2 separate regions of the Homo sapiens genome follow, and region 1 is linked to region 2. The links are chromatin loops, found by intact Hi-C in ENCODE. Cell type or tissue: PC-9. All regions are shown on one strand.

Evidence for each region. Hi-C counts contacts between places; a loop is a spot of excess contacts. Peaks named below come from ENCODE experiments on the same cell type or tissue, not always from the same donor. Only the 100,000 strongest peaks of a DNase experiment are listed, where the experiment ranks them.
Region 1: it touches region 2 in a loop (19-fold over the local background); 1 of 110 quality-filtered maps calls a loop at or near these places.

What each region holds. Positions count from the first base shown.
Region 1 is chr7:151,794,495-151,802,494 of GRCh38, reverse strand. All of the region lies in intron 1 of PRKAG2 (protein kinase AMP-activated non-catalytic subunit gamma 2), which reads left to right. Among named protein-coding and RNA genes, the nearest start is that of PRKAG2-AS2, 7.8 kb to the left of the region's middle. RefSeq lists enhancers at 5,382-5,963, 5,964-6,546, 6,807-6,946, 7,491-8,000. In PC-9, no CTCF peak of the experiment used is centred here; DNase peaks (open chromatin) are centred at 4,574 and 5,814; H3K27ac peaks cover 1,221 bases.
Region 2 is chr7:151,425,374-151,433,373 of GRCh38, reverse strand. CRYGN (crystallin gamma N) reads left to right here. Exons shown (of 4, transcript NM_144727.3): 4 at 3,194-4,542. The coding sequence ends at 3,326. It overlaps LOC124901780, which reads left to right. Exons shown (of 1, transcript XM_047421163.1): 1 at 1-1,082. The coding sequence ends at 822. Among named protein-coding and RNA genes, the nearest start is that of MIR3907, 4.3 kb to the left of the region's middle. RefSeq lists enhancers at 96-185, 456-555, 2,977-3,176, 3,497-3,566, 4,344-4,863. In PC-9, a CTCF peak has its summit at 320; DNase peaks (open chromatin) are centred at 3,433, 4,523 and 4,993; H3K27ac peaks cover 2,284 bases.

The sequences.
Region 1 (8,000 bases), 370 kb before region 2:
CCTGTGGAGTTCCCCTTTCTTCTTCACGGACCTCTCCAAAGGCTGTCTCCCAGATTAGTCTGAAAACAGATCTTTGGGAAACGTTGGCACCCTCGGCCATCCTGGAAGGTCAGAGTCCACTCACTTTGGGCACGAAGACCTGAGACGTGGCAGCCTCGTGTTGCACAAGCAGAGGGAGGTGTCCCTGGGCCTCATGAGTGCAAAGGGCAGAAGTTCATGATCCAGGGGGCTTCTAGGATCCACTGCTGAGAACCAAGAGTGAAACCAGAAGCACTGGCAATGCCAGGGACAAACTACACAAAGGGGACGGTCCTCTGGCTCTAGGGATGTCCCACAGGGCCTGACCCAGAATCTTCTGCACTTTCTCCATGAGAAAGAAAGATCCCAAACCCTTCTGACAGGTGTAGGTGACACACGCAGAGGCCACACTCAGGGAGGGGTTTCCTTCTGCCTCTCAGCAGCCACCAGGCCCTGCAGAGAGGCTTGGGCTGCATGGAGACTCCATCCTGCACACAGGACACGAGTCAGGGACACCTCAGTGACCAGGCCCTGCTCACAGAGGCGTCCAAACTCTGTCCCAAGAGACGACGACTTTTAACCCCATTCCTAGGACATGCGATGCAGGCTTTTTGCTTTTTCTTGTTTGAAAAAACAAAGACGCAAACAACCCCCTGTTTTTTGTACCTGACTCCCAGCTGGCGCAGCAGCTGATCTGGAAGTCTCTCCTCCTCTGGTGACTTTGGCCTCACATCTCAGCAGTTTTCTTCCCTCTCCTCCTTATATAACAAGCCCCTCTAGAACAGAATGAGTTTGTTGGCAACAAAACACCAAAAATAAGAAAACCTAGCAAATTCCCTTGTTTAGGTTCATTAGCGCCGTGGTTTGCAGCCTTGAGTCCCCAACCAAGAAACTCAAGCTTTTCTGCACCACGTAGTCTCCCCGATGAACCAGCTGCCCAGCGAGCCCTGTGAGGGGTCCCCCAGCTCCAGACATTCTGAGGCTGCCTGGTGCCTGCAGCTGGTCCCTGGCCTCCATCTGGAGCCCTCTGTACTTGGTCCTCATTGCCCCAGCCTGGGGGCCAAGGGCCTGGGCCTGAGAGATGGGGACCTGGGTTCTCAGACCCTTCTCCCAGCTTCCTTGCTGCCCAGCCCCAGCAAGGTATTTAATCTCTGAGTGTCTCTGGTCTCATTTATCTTCTTGGTCTGAGCGCTGAGCCTCAGACTGGATCCCACTAATCTTCTGACCCTGAGCCTGGGAGCATGGCATGCACCTTTCTCTGTGTTCTAGAAGGACCTGGAGCCGTGGATACAGGAAGAATTGACCTCTCCAGTTCCCATTTCCTGGGGAACCTATGACCTCCAGCATCTCTGAGGAGCTGGGTGGGTGGTCCAGGCCTGGCGTGATGGGCAGTTGTTTGGCAGATGAAATTGAGGCCATCTCTGGCCATTTGCTGCTATTGCTTTTTAAAAATTTAGTGGATTTTACTTGTGAGCAGTTTTAGGTTTACAGAACCTGAAGCGGAAAGTTCAGAGGGTGCCCATCTGCCCCTCCCTGACCCTGCAGCCCCCATGCCAATCTCCCCTGTTGTCTGCGTCTGGCATTACTGTGGCACCTCTGTTACCATTGAGCTTCTGTTGATACCTTATTGTTAACCGAAGTCCATAGCTGACATTAGGGCTCACTCTTGGTGGTGTACATTCTGTGGGTTTTGACAAATGTGTGATGTCGTGTGTGTGATGTTGTGTGTCCACTATTACACTCTCATGCAGAGCGGTTCCACCGCCCTAGAAATCCCCTGTGCACCACCTGCCCTTCCCTCCCTCCCTCACCCAAGCCCTGGCTGCCATCACATCCTTTGGTGGTTGTCCTGCCTCTGTCCTGGAACTGCTCATGCCTTGGGGCCTGAACACAGGCTGTACCCACCAGGTGGCAGTGACCAGCGTGGCCCTGGGGCCCACCTGGATGTGTTCGAAGGAGGAGTGTCATTGCGGTGCTGGGAGGTGGGATGGCCTGGAACAGAATTTGTTTTGGGAAGGCCTTGGAGGAGCTGGAGGGGTTGAGTCTAGACACCTCCTGTCTCAGAGGAGGAAACTGACGACCAGAGATGGGAGGCGACTTTCTTTTTTTTTTTTTTTTTGAGACAGAGTCTCGCTCTGTCGCCCAGGCTGGAGTGCAGTGGCGTGATCTCAGCTCACTGCAAGCTCCGCCTCCCGGGTTCACGCCATTCTCCTGCCTCAGCCTCCCGAGTAGCTTGGACTACAGGTGCCCGCCACCACACCTGGCTAATTTTTTGTATTTTTTAGTAGAGACAGGGTTTCACCATGTTAGCCAGGATGGTCTCGATCTCCTGACCTCATGATCCGCCCACCTCGGCCTCCCAAAGTGCTGGGATTACAGGCATGAGCCACCGCACCCGGCCCGTGAGGCGACTTTCAAATGACACAGCTGGTTAGGCAGAAATCTAGATCCAGGCCTGCCTCACTGAGGGGGTAGAGGTTCAATTTATCTTTTTAAACAAGAATTAAACTTATAAAAAGACTAAAAAGTAAAATTTTAAAAGAGCTAGCAGTGTGGTTGTTGTGAGTGTTGTTAGCCCACCCGTGAGGGATTTTGGCCGGTGTGAGGTTCTGGAGGGGGCGGCATACCTCCCAGGCACCTTCATGTCCTATCTGGTAGCTGCCTGCAGCGTGGCCCTGGCGGTGTGGCCTGGAATGGGGAGTAGCAGACACCTTCTCCTGACCTGGCTGGTCTTTATGCATCGCTGCTGGCTAGATGCTAGATGCTGGCCGGTGGCATCTGGAGCCCCTCCATGCAGAGTGTCCGCGCCCGTCAGTCTGGAGGACACGACAGGTTCCATGGTTCCTGGGAAGTTCCTGGAGCGGCTGCCGCCTGCGTGGCTGGGATCACAGACTGAAGGGCTCTGGGGAAGTCACAGATTCATGTACAATAAATGACACCAGAAAGGGAGTTGGAGCACGGGCTTTGTGCTGTCGCTGGAGACAAGATGCAAAGGTGCCCGCAGAACCCAAGTGGCTTCATAGAATTAGAACATTTGCTATGTGCCCAGTATAGCCAGGCCCGTGCGAGGGATGGCCAGCCCGTTGCAATCCTGTAAGAGTTACTGTTACCAGCTTATGTAGTGGAAACACAAGCTAGAAAGTCAGAAGCAGCTATAAGAGCATGACATGATCAAAAGGGACCTTGGTTAGAAGTTGCAAGACCAGGATTTGGTTCTGGCTGAGTCACGGCTCTACCATGTGGCTCTGAGCAACTTGCTTGAATCTCTGGACATCTGTTACCCCACCTGTAACAGAAGGGCCTTGGAGAATTTCTGAGGCCATTTCCATCCTAACACCCTGTGACTGCCCAGTTCTCTGGGTTTAGGCGCTAGAGGTGAGGGCACCCGCAGCAGGCCCGGGCCAGTTGGGAACAGAAGCTGACAGGCACCGCTCGGCAGGGGGCTGGGGCTGGTGGTTGTCCCCAAAGGTGTAATTGCTGTTCTGGGTCTAGCGGTGGCCTGGGGATGAGGCCAAGCTACCCTGCATGTCAAAGGGCCAGGGGAGGAGCAGATGGGGGTGGTGGTGAGAGGTGAGGAGGGAGGGAATCACCACACCCTTGTGGTAATAAAGAGATGTGATGTTCTGTGTTCTTAACTCCATGTGTATTTCTGGGCATAAAGTACGGAGAGGGGTCAGAGGGCTTCAGCCAGGAGAGGAGGACAGATGGTACCCCTTGCTCCACACTTCTGGTGACACCTCGGGGACAGAAGGTCAGCTCTTCTCTGTTCCCTGAAATCTACCTGCATGATTTCAAAGCTTATCTAATGCAGAATTTTTCAGACTTTTTCACCCACAACACAATAGGAAGTACATTTTATTCAGGCTGGGTACAGCGGCTCATGCCTGTAATCTCAACACTCTGGGAGGCCAAGGCAGGTATATCCCTTGAGCCCAGGAGTTCAAGACCAGCCTGGACAACATGGGAAAACGCCATCTCTACTAAAAATAGAAAAATTAGCCGGGCGTGGTGGCTCACACCTGTAATCCCAGCTACTTGGGAGACTGAGGCATGAGAATCGCTTGAACCCGGGAGGCGGAGGTTGAAGTGAGCCAAGATTGCGCTACTACACTCCAGCCTGGGCGACAGAGTGAGACTCCATCTCAAAAAACAAAAAACGAACAAACAAAAAAACAGGCCGGACACGGTAGCTCACACCTCTAATCACAACACTTTGGGAGGCCAAAGTAGGTGGATCATGAGGTCAGGAGTTTGAGACCAGCCTGGCCAACATGGTGAAACCCCATCTCTACTAAATATACAAAAATTAGCCAGGCGTGGTGGCGGGCGCCTGTAATCTCAGCTACTCAGAGGCTGAGGCAGGAGAATCACTTGAACCCAGGAGGCGGAGGTTGCAGTGAGCCGAGATTGTGCCATTGCATTCCAGCCTGGATGACAGAGCAAGACTCTGTCTCAGGGGAAAAAACAAACAAACAAACAAAGTACATTTTATTCTATGTGTGTGTGAATCATTGAGACACAGGCTTCATGCAACCATGAGATACATTCTTATTGTAATTCAGTTTTTGGTGGTTGTGCAATCCACTAAATTGATTTCATAATCCACTGACAAGTTGGGACTGTCAGTGTGAAGAGCCGTGGCCAGATGCTGCGGGAGTGGCCGGCTCACCCCGGGATGGAAGTGAGGAGACAAATGAAAGCTCCTCTATTCACTATGCTTGGCTTGGGAAGCCCTGGCTTGCTTTTTAAGTCCATGGTATTTCCTCCTTCCTCTGAACTCCCTGTACCTTTTGATCTATAATGTGCCTGGCACAGAGCAGGTGGGTGAAACAAGATGGAGTAGAAGGAGTCCTTGGGTACCCGTAGAAAGTGTTGGGGAAGAATCTTTTGATGTATGGCTCTGTAAATATGGACAGTTGAGATTCTGGAAGCACTGAGGTGGCAGCCTTTGCAGGCCTCAGCTCTGGGCCAAAGCCCAAAGCCACATCTTGGGTAGCTGTTTGGGAGCAGAAATGAGGTCTCTGAGCCCTCGTTCAGAGGTGTCCTCTCTCACACAAGGTCCTCTACGTAGAGGAGGGTGTGTCTCAGAGCCAGCCAGCAACTCGGTGACCTTACAAAAATGTCCCCAGGGTGCCCAATTTTATTGTAGTTCATGGTGTCCCTCCTGCAGTTTGTCTTCAAGCACTAACCAAAACCGCTGGGTGTGTACCCGGTGGGGAGCACCAGGCGGCGGTGGGGGGTGGGGGGGGTGGCAAGAAGCTGACTGTGGGGGAAGCGTCAGATCTGACCAGGGCCATTTGGGCCTCTGCAGCAGAGGTCAGGCCGGGGCCATCTCACTTTCACCTCGTGGCTGGTTTTTTCCTCTCTGAAGTCTGGGTGGCCGATGACTGGAGGGTGTGTCTGCAGCTGGCTGGCCGGGCCGGGTGTGGGGCCTCGGGGCCTTTCCCTTGAGTCGGTAGTGCCCACGGAGGGCTCTATGCTGGTATTGGCTGGTGGTTTGGCATTTTATTTGCGAGCCAATAAAACCTCCCCAGAACCCCAGAGCTGGCCTTTTCACACCCTGTCTTGGTAGAATCATAATGTCAGAGCTGAAGACAGTCCTAGAAATGAAGGGCTGTTCCCTCCGTACAGGGGCTGGAGGTGGCGCATCAGGATGTCATTCCCTTATCCCGAGGTCTTGGTGTTTACTGGCCCCCGGGCCGTCCTCAGTCATTTACGCCCCAGCTTATGACCACTCTCCCCGTGTCAGCTCTGCGAAGGGGAAGGACAGAGGCTCATGGAATCCAGCCCTGGGAGGAGCCGGTGACTCAGGGGTGAAAAAGACGCGGTCCTTGCCGAGCTCCAACTGGGTGTGGCAGGAGACAGGCCCTCAGTGACAGGACAGGGTGACAAGATGCCATGACAGACACTTGCACGACTGTTACCCAGCGTGCGAAGGCAAGAGGATTGCCCCACTCTGCTGCCAAGGCTCAGAGACGAGGCTAGGAGGTGATCGTGGTGCTTTTCTAAACCTGTGATTGCCCTTCACGTACTGTGAATGTTCCCTGACAGTCAAAGGAGGACATTTGGCCATTTCCTGTTGTTCTCTAAGCACTGCCAGGACAACGGCCCTTCACATCCGTCTTTGTCCTCTCGTCCAGCTGGGGCCTGTGGGTGTCTCACTGGGCCCTGGGCAAAGTGAGGGTTCCATAGTGTGGACAGAGAGCCACAGTGTGGGCGGAGAGCCCACCCGATGACTGAGCAGACCCATCCGTCTATGCAGCGAAGGCTGAGAGCTTCCAAACAGCGGCCTGCTTTTACCCTGGACTCTCCCCATGTCTGTCCCCACCAGCTCGGGTGAGGGGGCCTAGGGCTCTGTGTTAGGAGGGGTCTGCAGAGAAGGAGAACCAAGACTAGAGATCCAAGCATATAGATCTCCTATTTTTCTTAATATATGTATACTAAGAAAATATATTAAGTTAATATATTATGTGATTATATCTCCTTAATATACATATTTTTCTTAATATGTATATTGAGATATAATCACATAATATATTAACTCTATATAATGTATATAACATGATTACATATACATATTATCGTGATATATATATATATATATATATATATATATATATATATATATATGAGATTTGTTTGAAAGAATTGACTCATGCGTTGGTCGGAACTGGAAAGTCCCGAATCCACTGGGCAGACGGACTAGAAGCTCAGGCAGTCGATGCTGCAATCATGAAGCAGAATTTCCCCTTCCAGAACCCTCTGTTTTCCCTCTTCAGGCCTGCTGCGGATTGGGGGAGGCCCACCCACATCATTCAGCATGATCTGCTTCACTTCAAGTCACTGACTGTAGATGTCATCCACGTCTGCAAATACGCCCACGGCAGCCACCTGCTTGGTATTTGATTGAATCAGTGGGTGCTATGGCCTCGCCAGGCTGACACATCAAATTAACCGTTACTGACTCCACGATGGGATGTGGTCAGTGGAGCCCAGCGCTCCCTGTCCCATAACATCCCCTCCCCTGCCCCCTGGCTGGGGCCCGCAGTGCCACCTGTGAAGACCGCAGCTACTCCGGATGGAGGCGGCAACCTGCAGCCCAGGCCACACCCTTGGAAGGGAGCTGGGAGGCTGCCTGCTGCTGGTCCTCGAGGAGACGGCTGCACAGACCATGCAAATGCGCCCCCCAACCTGCATGTCCCGGGGCCTCCCAGGTACTTGCCTCCTTCCTCATGAACTGGGAGCTGACCCAGACTCCTGTAGCCTCCACCCAACCTGTCCCTCTAGGTGCTGCCCCTGCCCCCCACTCTCCCTCCTTCTGGGGGATCTCAGACAGGCTGGAAGAAGACAAGCATGTGTGATGAGCAGAGGCTGGACTCAACCTGGCCTGGGAGCAGCTGCCTGTAAGAGGCTGCCCTGGGGCCCTGAACTAGGAAGGGGCTCTCAGGAATCCCACAGCACAAGCCCCTGAGGTCAGGACGGTCAGGATGGCCACCCCCAGCTGGTCAGAAGAGGCACTGTTGGCCCCTGCAGAGCATCCTCCACCACAACGTGAGGAGGCCAGTGGGGTCCCTCCAAGCTTCCATGGAGCTCTGGTCAAGTAAAGGCTGCCCGGAGTGGGCAAGGAAAGGCTCGGCTGCCCTTTGCACGAGGACAGAGCCGGAGACTCTGGCAGCGGCCATGCTGTGATCCTCTTTAGAACTGCCGTGCACAAGTCATGAATCATCTTGGCTTTCACCTTGGGAACGGGATAAAGACAGCTCTCTAATTATAAGGGGGACAGCCAGTGTCTTTGCAGAAGCCTCTGAAACCCGATCTCAGGCCTTGGTTGAGTGTGAGCAACTGCCCTGGCTTCCGCGGGAGCCGCATGAGGGGCCTGGCTGCCCTGGTGATGATGCCTTTGTTGCTCCCCACAGCCTTCATCATCAGGCCCCAGTGTGCCCTCGGCCAGCGGCCCTCGCCATGCCCAGTGCCACGGGGGC
Region 2 (8,000 bases):
CCTTGGACCACATGCCCCTTTCCAGGCAAAGGCCACTATCCTGGACCTCCAGTCCCTTCCTCCTGGTCCCCCGTTCCCTCCCCACCGCACCTTCCTGCTTTTCTGGGCCGGGCCCACAGCTTCCTGGGTGATGAAGAGCTGTGTTCTCTCCTGCCCCCACCAGCCCGAGGTCCTCCAGGCTCTGTAAAGACTTGTCCTGACTGTTTCTGCTCTCTGGGTTGTTGGTGGCTGCCCCAGTGGTGTGCAGAAGGGGAGGAGGACAGGAAGGGGCCCTGCTTGGGACTCCCCAACCCTCCTCTGTGCCCTGCAGGCTCCTCCATGCAACTGCACCCCCACAGCCCATTTCCTCTGCAGGGGAGGCCCCGTGAGGGCAGGAGGGGGCAGGAACCGTGTTGTGTGACCATGGCACCTCTGGTACCTGACACAGTGTTGGGCACACATGTGGGAACCTGCTGGCATTCACTGAATGAACGGTGCCCTCTGTGCCAGGCCCCCCACCAGGTGCTGGGGGTACTGTCTGTGCAAGGTGGTCCTTATCAGGGAACAGGAGTGTGTGGGGCGTGCAGTGATGGCGGGAGTGCATCCTTGCCAAGGATGGCTGAAATGCAGTGGCGCAATCTCGGCTCACTGCAACCTCCGCCTCCCTGGTTCAAGCAATTATCTTGCCTCAGTCTCCCAAGTAGCTGGGATTACAGGTGCCCACCACCACACCCAGCTAATTTTTGTATTTTTAGTAGAGACGGGGTTTCACCACGTTGGCCGGGCTGCTCTCAAACTCCTGACTACAAGAGATCTGCCTGCCTCGGCCTCCCAAAATTCTGAGATTACAGGCGTGAGCCCCCATGCCCGGCCAGGACTGGTCAGTTTTAAAATGTGGACATTACTGGGCCTGTCCCCACACATGTCACACCCCAGCATGGACCCCACAGGGCACTGGGGAAGGCACCGTGGGTGCCTTCGTGTAGCCCAGAGTGAAGGGGCCGCTCGACCGGGAGGGGTTGCTGGGTGGCCAGGCTGTGCAGGCTTTTCTCTCCGGAGTCCCGGGGGACTTCCTGGCAGCCCCTGATCCCCACTCCCCTGGCCTCCAGGTGGGTCCTGTATGAGGAGCCCAACTACCACGGCCGCATGTACGTGGTGGAGAGTGGCGACTTCCGCAGCTTCTCGGACTGGGAGGCCCACAGCGCACGAGTGCAGTCGCTCCACAAGGTGGTCAACTTCTTCCAGCCGAGCCCTCCCACCGGGATGGCCGGGCGCAGCTCTGGGGACAGGGGCAACCCCTTGCGGTCCCACCCAGACCTCGGGACCTTGGGCGATAAAAGTCCTCAAAGCCAACGGGCGGCTTCTGAGTGCTCTCTCGGCAGTGGGCATCCCAGCCCTGGGAGGAGCTGGATGATCCAGGGCGCTTTCCCGGACTCCCAGGGACCCCCTGGGCCAGGGAGGGGAGAGTGGTGGGGAGAGGTGGTGAGAAGCAATGGGGATGGGGCAGGGCCGGAACCCAGGCCGGTTCAGGACTCCCCAGGCTCGCTTGGGGCTCTGCCTCTCTGTGACTCGGCAAGGTGAGGCTGCCAGGCCATGTGGCCAAAGGCCTGACCCAGGGTCTCTGTGTCTGATCTCTGGGTTTTATCCTCATGGCTAATCTTGGCCTCGGAGTTTCTAAGGGAGACCCCTCTGGAAGGATGGTTTCGACCCAGGGCAGACCCCTCTCCTGCGAGAGAGAAAACAGTTAGTGGTGGTGAGTGTCAGGGTGGGGGCTTAGCTTGAACAGGTGGGCTCTGTGGGAATGGAGGGGCTTTCGGGGAGAAAGGGGCATGGGGCGTGTCTGCTGCAGCCATAGCCCCTGGAGCAGTAGGGCTGGCAGACCCAGAACCGGCGGCTCGCGTCTTCAGCTGGTGCAGCACCAAGCGCTCGCCTGTAGAATTCCTCCATTCCTGGGCCCTCTCCAGGACACTGGGTCCTCCTGTTGGGGTGGGCTTGAATCTAGAGGGGACACCCCACCCTTGAGGGGCAGAGGGGAGGGAGAAGTCTGTCCTGGAAGGAGATACTCGGCCCAGGCAGTGGGATTCCTGGGCATAAGAGGTCCACGTCCCCAAAAGCATCCCCCCACTCCCTCCCCACCCACGCCTATGCTTCCAACTCACTGGGGAGAGAGGAAAGGTCCCACGAGGGGAACTCTGGTCCCTGGGGGTGGCCCAGGTAACTCCCTGCTGCCGGCAGCCCTCCAGCAGAGTCCTGAATGGAGCCTGCCTGTGAGGAAACCATAGCCCACCCCAGAAGGAGGCAACAGATGGAGTGCTCTGGGCTTCTGAGGAGAACACAGGGGCCCTGGACCCGAGATTCCTGAGCATGGGGGCTCCTGGACATGGAGACCCCAAAGATGTCCACATGGCCTGTGCCTGGACCAAGGCCTGGCTGGATGAGGGATCAGTGGGGGGCCAGGTGCATGGGTTGGATCACCCGTGTGCCCACAGAGTTCTGGCTGTGGATCTGACTCCTGGTCCAGCCTCTAATCCCCGACTGCGATCCCAGAGTCCCCCCAACCAACTGGCTCCCGACTGGCCTCTCAGTTCCCGGGTCCTCCTCACCATACATCTTACTCCAGTTTTCTGAGTAGATGGAGGGGTTTGGACTGGGGATCAGCCCCTCTAGGCTGGTCGCCCAGCTCAGGACTCCGAGGGAAAGCCCATGAGCCCTGGGTTACTATCTGAGTTGAACTGAGACACCCCGACAGGCCTAGGGGGTGATGGAGTACGGCAGGGAGCTCAGCGAGGGAACACAGGGTTCCCGAGAGAAAAACAAAATCTCAGGGGCTGATTCTGTCGCACAGTGTGGTGGCCTGAGTGTGGTGGGCCAGGGGATGGCTGTCCCGTTCCTGGGTGTCCTCCAACCTCTCCCCATCCCTCACTGAGAGAGCAATGGAAAAAGAGTCACGATGGGTCACCCAATTCACCCAAGACAATTCCCCACCAAGAGCTGGGTGGCAAAGACGGAGGGGCCCCATGACTGCTGTGGGACCCCCGTAGGCTGTCCCATGACAGCCGAGGCCAAATGAAGACATGAAACCACTAGGCAACCGTCCACTCCGCCCAGGAAAGGGGAAGGGGCTCCCTGCTGCCATGTGGTAGATGGGTCCCCAAAAGGCCTGCTCTGTACCCCTAATGCCCTGGCCCCACCTCCTTTCACCTGCAAACCACAGAGCATGGAGCCCTAGAAGCTTCGGAGCTGAGGACTTCCAGCTGAGCAGCTCTCTTCAATCAGATCAAGGACCGGAAGAGGCCACCACAAAACCAGCAACAACCCAGCCACCTTTCCTGACTGCAAACCTCTGAGCCTGGAACCGATTGACATGTAAATGCACCTGCACCGTTTCTGAGCCGGGAGAGTGTTTACTTAAAATCATGCCCTCAGTTTTCATTTCTCTGCCAGTTTGTTAGGGAGGTGGAGCCTTCTGTGTGTCATATCTGCCAGCGGGAGGCCCTCCCCACCCATGGCAAGGGCCCTGTCTCTTCTGAAACAGCCGTCCAACCCTCCACCCCACAGCCTCCTTGGGCCTTGGCACCCTGCTGGCCTCAGGCCTCCACAATCTCGCACCTCAGCCCACAGCTGATGATGGTGATGATGTTGATGAATATTTATGGAGCACTGACTTAATGCCAGGCTCTGTAGTAGCTGGAATCTGTGTAATTTTACTTATCATATACAATAATGCCAAGATGATATGCTTATCACCACTGTACAGTTGAGGAGAGCCAGCCACAGACAGGTTAAGCAACTTGCCCAGGGTCACACAGCAGTCAGGACTAAAACCCAGGTCTGGCTGGCTGATTGATCCTTTTCGTTCCTAACCACTCCTCTATAGAGCACCACACATTTGCATATTTAGATATATTTTTGTCATGAATTTGGCGCAAACCCAAAGCCTCTCCAGGCCTCAGACCCTGTTCTGTGAAATGAGTGCAATCATGTCTGCTGTACCAACTGTATACCCTTGTAAAAGCCAAAGGCGTGACCCATGAGCGGGTGCCATATGAGGGCTGGTTAGTAGTAGGTGACCCAGTAGGTGACGGGGTGGGGAAGCAGGCAGGGGAGTGGCATCACAGGAGAGAAGGTAACTTGGCTCCAAACTCCAACCTGATTCCCACTCCATCCCTCACTAGGATGTGACATTGGAGAAGCCACTGCTGTGTGTCTCAGTGTCTTCAGACGTACAGCAGTGGTAATCATTCCGCCCCCTCATAGGCAATTAATGCCTGGGGAATGAAATGAGAACTGCAGGCCCCACCGGTTCAGTCCAGGTCCTTGGGAGTCACGGGAAAAACCAGGCCTAGCAGCCCTTCCCATGAGTTCCAGAGGCTTCCCCTGAACTCTTCCTCTCCTCCCCAGCACCAAGGCTTAGCAGCATCTCATTAACTGGTGATTTAATGCTTCTCGAATGGGCTTTGTGCTCCTGGGTGACCTCCCCCTCACCCCAGCCCCCTGCTCCCTAATCTGTCAGCAAATCTGCTTTTTGTCTGAAAGAGGAAAAACAAGATTCCCACCAAAGTGCTTGTGGGCAGCTTGTAATTTATCTGAAGTCCGTCCAGGGGTCGATGGACCGAGGGTGAGAGGCCCTCAAGAGCCACACATGCTTCACATATTTCTACCTCCCTCTGTGGTTTGGAAAGCTGGGACTTTCACAGAGCCATCCCCTCATGTCCTCAGCCCTAGGTCCCCCTGCCCTGCTGGCCCCCCGTGCACTGTTTATCAGGCCCAGTCTGACCACAGGAAAAACATTCCCTTTGAATCCCCCCAGCCACCCCATCCCCCGCACCAAGAAGTTCCTCTCACCAGCCAAGGGCTGGTCCAAGAAGTCTCTGTTGGCCCCTTCCCCTTCCTGGGCCTCCCTCCCATGCCCCGAGGTGGCCTGCGCCTGGCAGGCTACCGCCTTCTTGGCTGGAGGCTTCTTGGCTCACCTCTTCACCCCACTGGGTGCCTTAAGAGCAGGGCTGTCCTGCCTGTGTTCCCCCCAGGAAGCCACAACAGATCTTCAATCAAAGCCTGTTGGATGAGTTTGAGCCCAGGGACGTCAAAAAAAAAAAAAAAAAAAGAAGAAAGAAAAAGACAAACTAACAAAAAACTTGTCAAATGAGACAGTTTTAAAGGTTTAGCTCCAGAGTTTCAGTTTGTGAAGATGACAGACTTCTGGAGACAGACAGATGGTGCTGACGGCCGCACGACTATGTGTGTGTACTTAATGCCACTCAACCACACACTTCAAATGGTTAGGATGATAAATTGTATGTGTATTTTGCCATAATCAAAAAAAATTAACTCCTTGTTGCTGAGGTGCTCAGGACTGTTGGGGGCAATGTGGGAATGAAGGCCCTCGCTGGATCCCAGGGAACCCTGTGGGTCTCCTGTGCGACCATGCCCCACATTCCCTACCTGAAGAAGCTATCACCTGCTTATTGATTGCGTGGGTCCCATCGGCTTGGCAGGGCTCTTGGCTGTGGCTGCTGGGGAGGCTGAGATGCAGGAGGAGGAAGAGGAGGAGGAGGAGAAGGTCCTTGTCCTTCAGCAGGGATCCCTGGAGCGTCCCTGTGGTTACCTGGGACTAACCCTGCCTTCCGGACCCCCAGGACTTAGTAGCCCAGGTCTGGGGACACCAGGAAGGGGTGACTTGGGCAGCCTGCCCTGAACAGCGAGCATTTGTGTGAACAGGCTCCTGGCTTCCTTGCCTGTGGACAGCCCGCTTTGGAATTGTGATTTAAAAGGATCCTGTGGAACCCAGCTGGCGTGGGCTGTGCATGGAGGGGTGGAAGCCCTGGACCCAGCCTTGCTGGGGCTGGGGGATGGACTGGGCAGGTCAGTGCTGGTAACGCTAGTCCTGGTCCATGCCTGCCCTGGGACCCCCAGGACTGCCCTCCCTGGGTAGGGGCAGGGGCAGGGGCAGAGGATACGGCTGGGCTGAGGGTGCGCATTCTCATCCCGAAGAGGGCTCAGCGATGTGTAGGATTGCTCTGGCTAGGGGGCTGAGCAGGTTATAAGGACCCTCTCCACGAACCCTGCCTGGCCCCCAACACCAAGAGCGGGAGTTCTCACCAGTTGGGCTGGATCGTTCCGCGGGCTGAGATGGTCGTGCCCTGGGTTCCATTCCCGTAAAGTGTTCATTTCTAGGTGCCAGGCACAGGGAGCAGGGCGGCATGTCCCCCGCACAGTGTGCCCAGCCTAAGCACCAGCCCTGGCATTCCTAAACTGCACAGACAGACATGCGGGCAGTAGAAATGGGCGCTCCCACCCAGTGGGGCTGCTGGGTAGAAGTCCCTTCATGGGGCTGGTGATGGCCGAGGTGGTGTCACCTCTACACACAGAGGGGACGCTCAAGTGTTGCTTTATCCTTGGAGGCACTGGGCCCAAGGCCAGGGGAGGAGCCCATTGTGATAAAAACGCAGATACAAAAAGTAGGGGAAGAAATCTTTGCGGCAGAGGGGACTTAGAAAAATGTTGTAGAAAAAAGCGAGGCATCCATAATATTCTCCCCGCCACAAGTCCTGTGCTGTCTGCTAGAGAGGAACTGCTAATTGGGCCAAAGCAAGCAGGGAAACAGGATCAGCTCCATCATTCGCTCAGTCCCAAAGATGAAAGGAAGCTAGTTTTCCGGAAGAAGCCCAGCAATTCCTGGGACCGAGGCCAGAGAGAAGTTTCTTCCACGGGTCCGCTGGCCCCATGCCGATGACTCACAAGCTGCACCCTCAACGTTAGCCCTCCTGCGGGGAAATTAACAGGTTTCCTAGGATTTTCTGTAATAGCATCCCACAGGATTCGGTGGACGGCACTGTGCCAAAGTCAACTTTTTGTGGGGGAGGAGATTTTAACATTTCTGGTTTACGTATGAGTATATTGCTACTTTTAAGTGAACCTAATTGGGTCATGAAAGCGGGACCTGGCAATGACTGGTTATCAGTAGATACCAATACCAACAGCATTTTCTTGGGTAATTACTATGACACAAACTGTGTGCTAACCCATTTTTTACATATAACAAGGTGGGTATATTATTTTCTCTCTTTTACAATGGAAGAAATAGACCTAAAAGGATGATTGTAACTTGCCCAAATGTGTGCCATAAATGGCCAAAAAGGCCAAGTGCCCCTGGCCGTCTGACCCCAGCCCACACCTAACCCCCTCTACACATCATCCCCTGTGGCAACGGCTTCCCAATCTTTTTGACTGAGACTCACATGTAGGTCATTAGATATAAAACTAACACAGCTGTGTCACAAATAGTCCCGATCCTCACTATTTAGTTGAGCATCAATATTTTCTATTTTATTTTACTTTAAAAGAATGCTGGTCAGAGACCCACTAAGTTGATTTCGCAACCTCCTAGTAGGTCACAATTCTCCAGTTTGAAAAACACTACACCACTGCCTCATAGTGTAAACAAACGAAGATTTAAGGAGCCACAGCCTACGCTGTGGATTAGCTCTTCCAATCCCAGTGCCCTCCTCCCTCCCTTGCCTGCCTTCACTAAAGCATCCAGAAAAGCCAAATGCTCTTTTCTCTGCCTCCCAGGCCATGGGACATAGCTCTGGTCACTGAGATGAAAGCTGACAGAAGGACTTCAGAAAAAGCTTTGGCTTTCTGGATAAAAAGCCCCTTTCCCCTGGCTTCCTGCCTTGAATAAAGATGTGACGCCAGGAACTCAGGCAGCCTTCTTGTAATCATGAGATAAAAGCCAAGAGAACCAGGGAAAGGCTGGCACCAAGCTCACAGAGCTGCTAAATCAGCATCAGCAGCCACCCTTCTTGTTATGTAAGAGAAGTGAACCCCTATTTGTTTCACCACACGTAGGTTTTCTATTATTTGCAGCTGAAAACATTCCTAACTAATAACATAATAACCAAAAACCCCCAAACCTCAAACAGGTAGGTCCTCCTGTGTTAAACCCTGTGCTTCATTGTCTGGTGAGCAATAAAGACACTTGCACTTGGAAATACTAAAATAGATTTTAAAAAACCAAC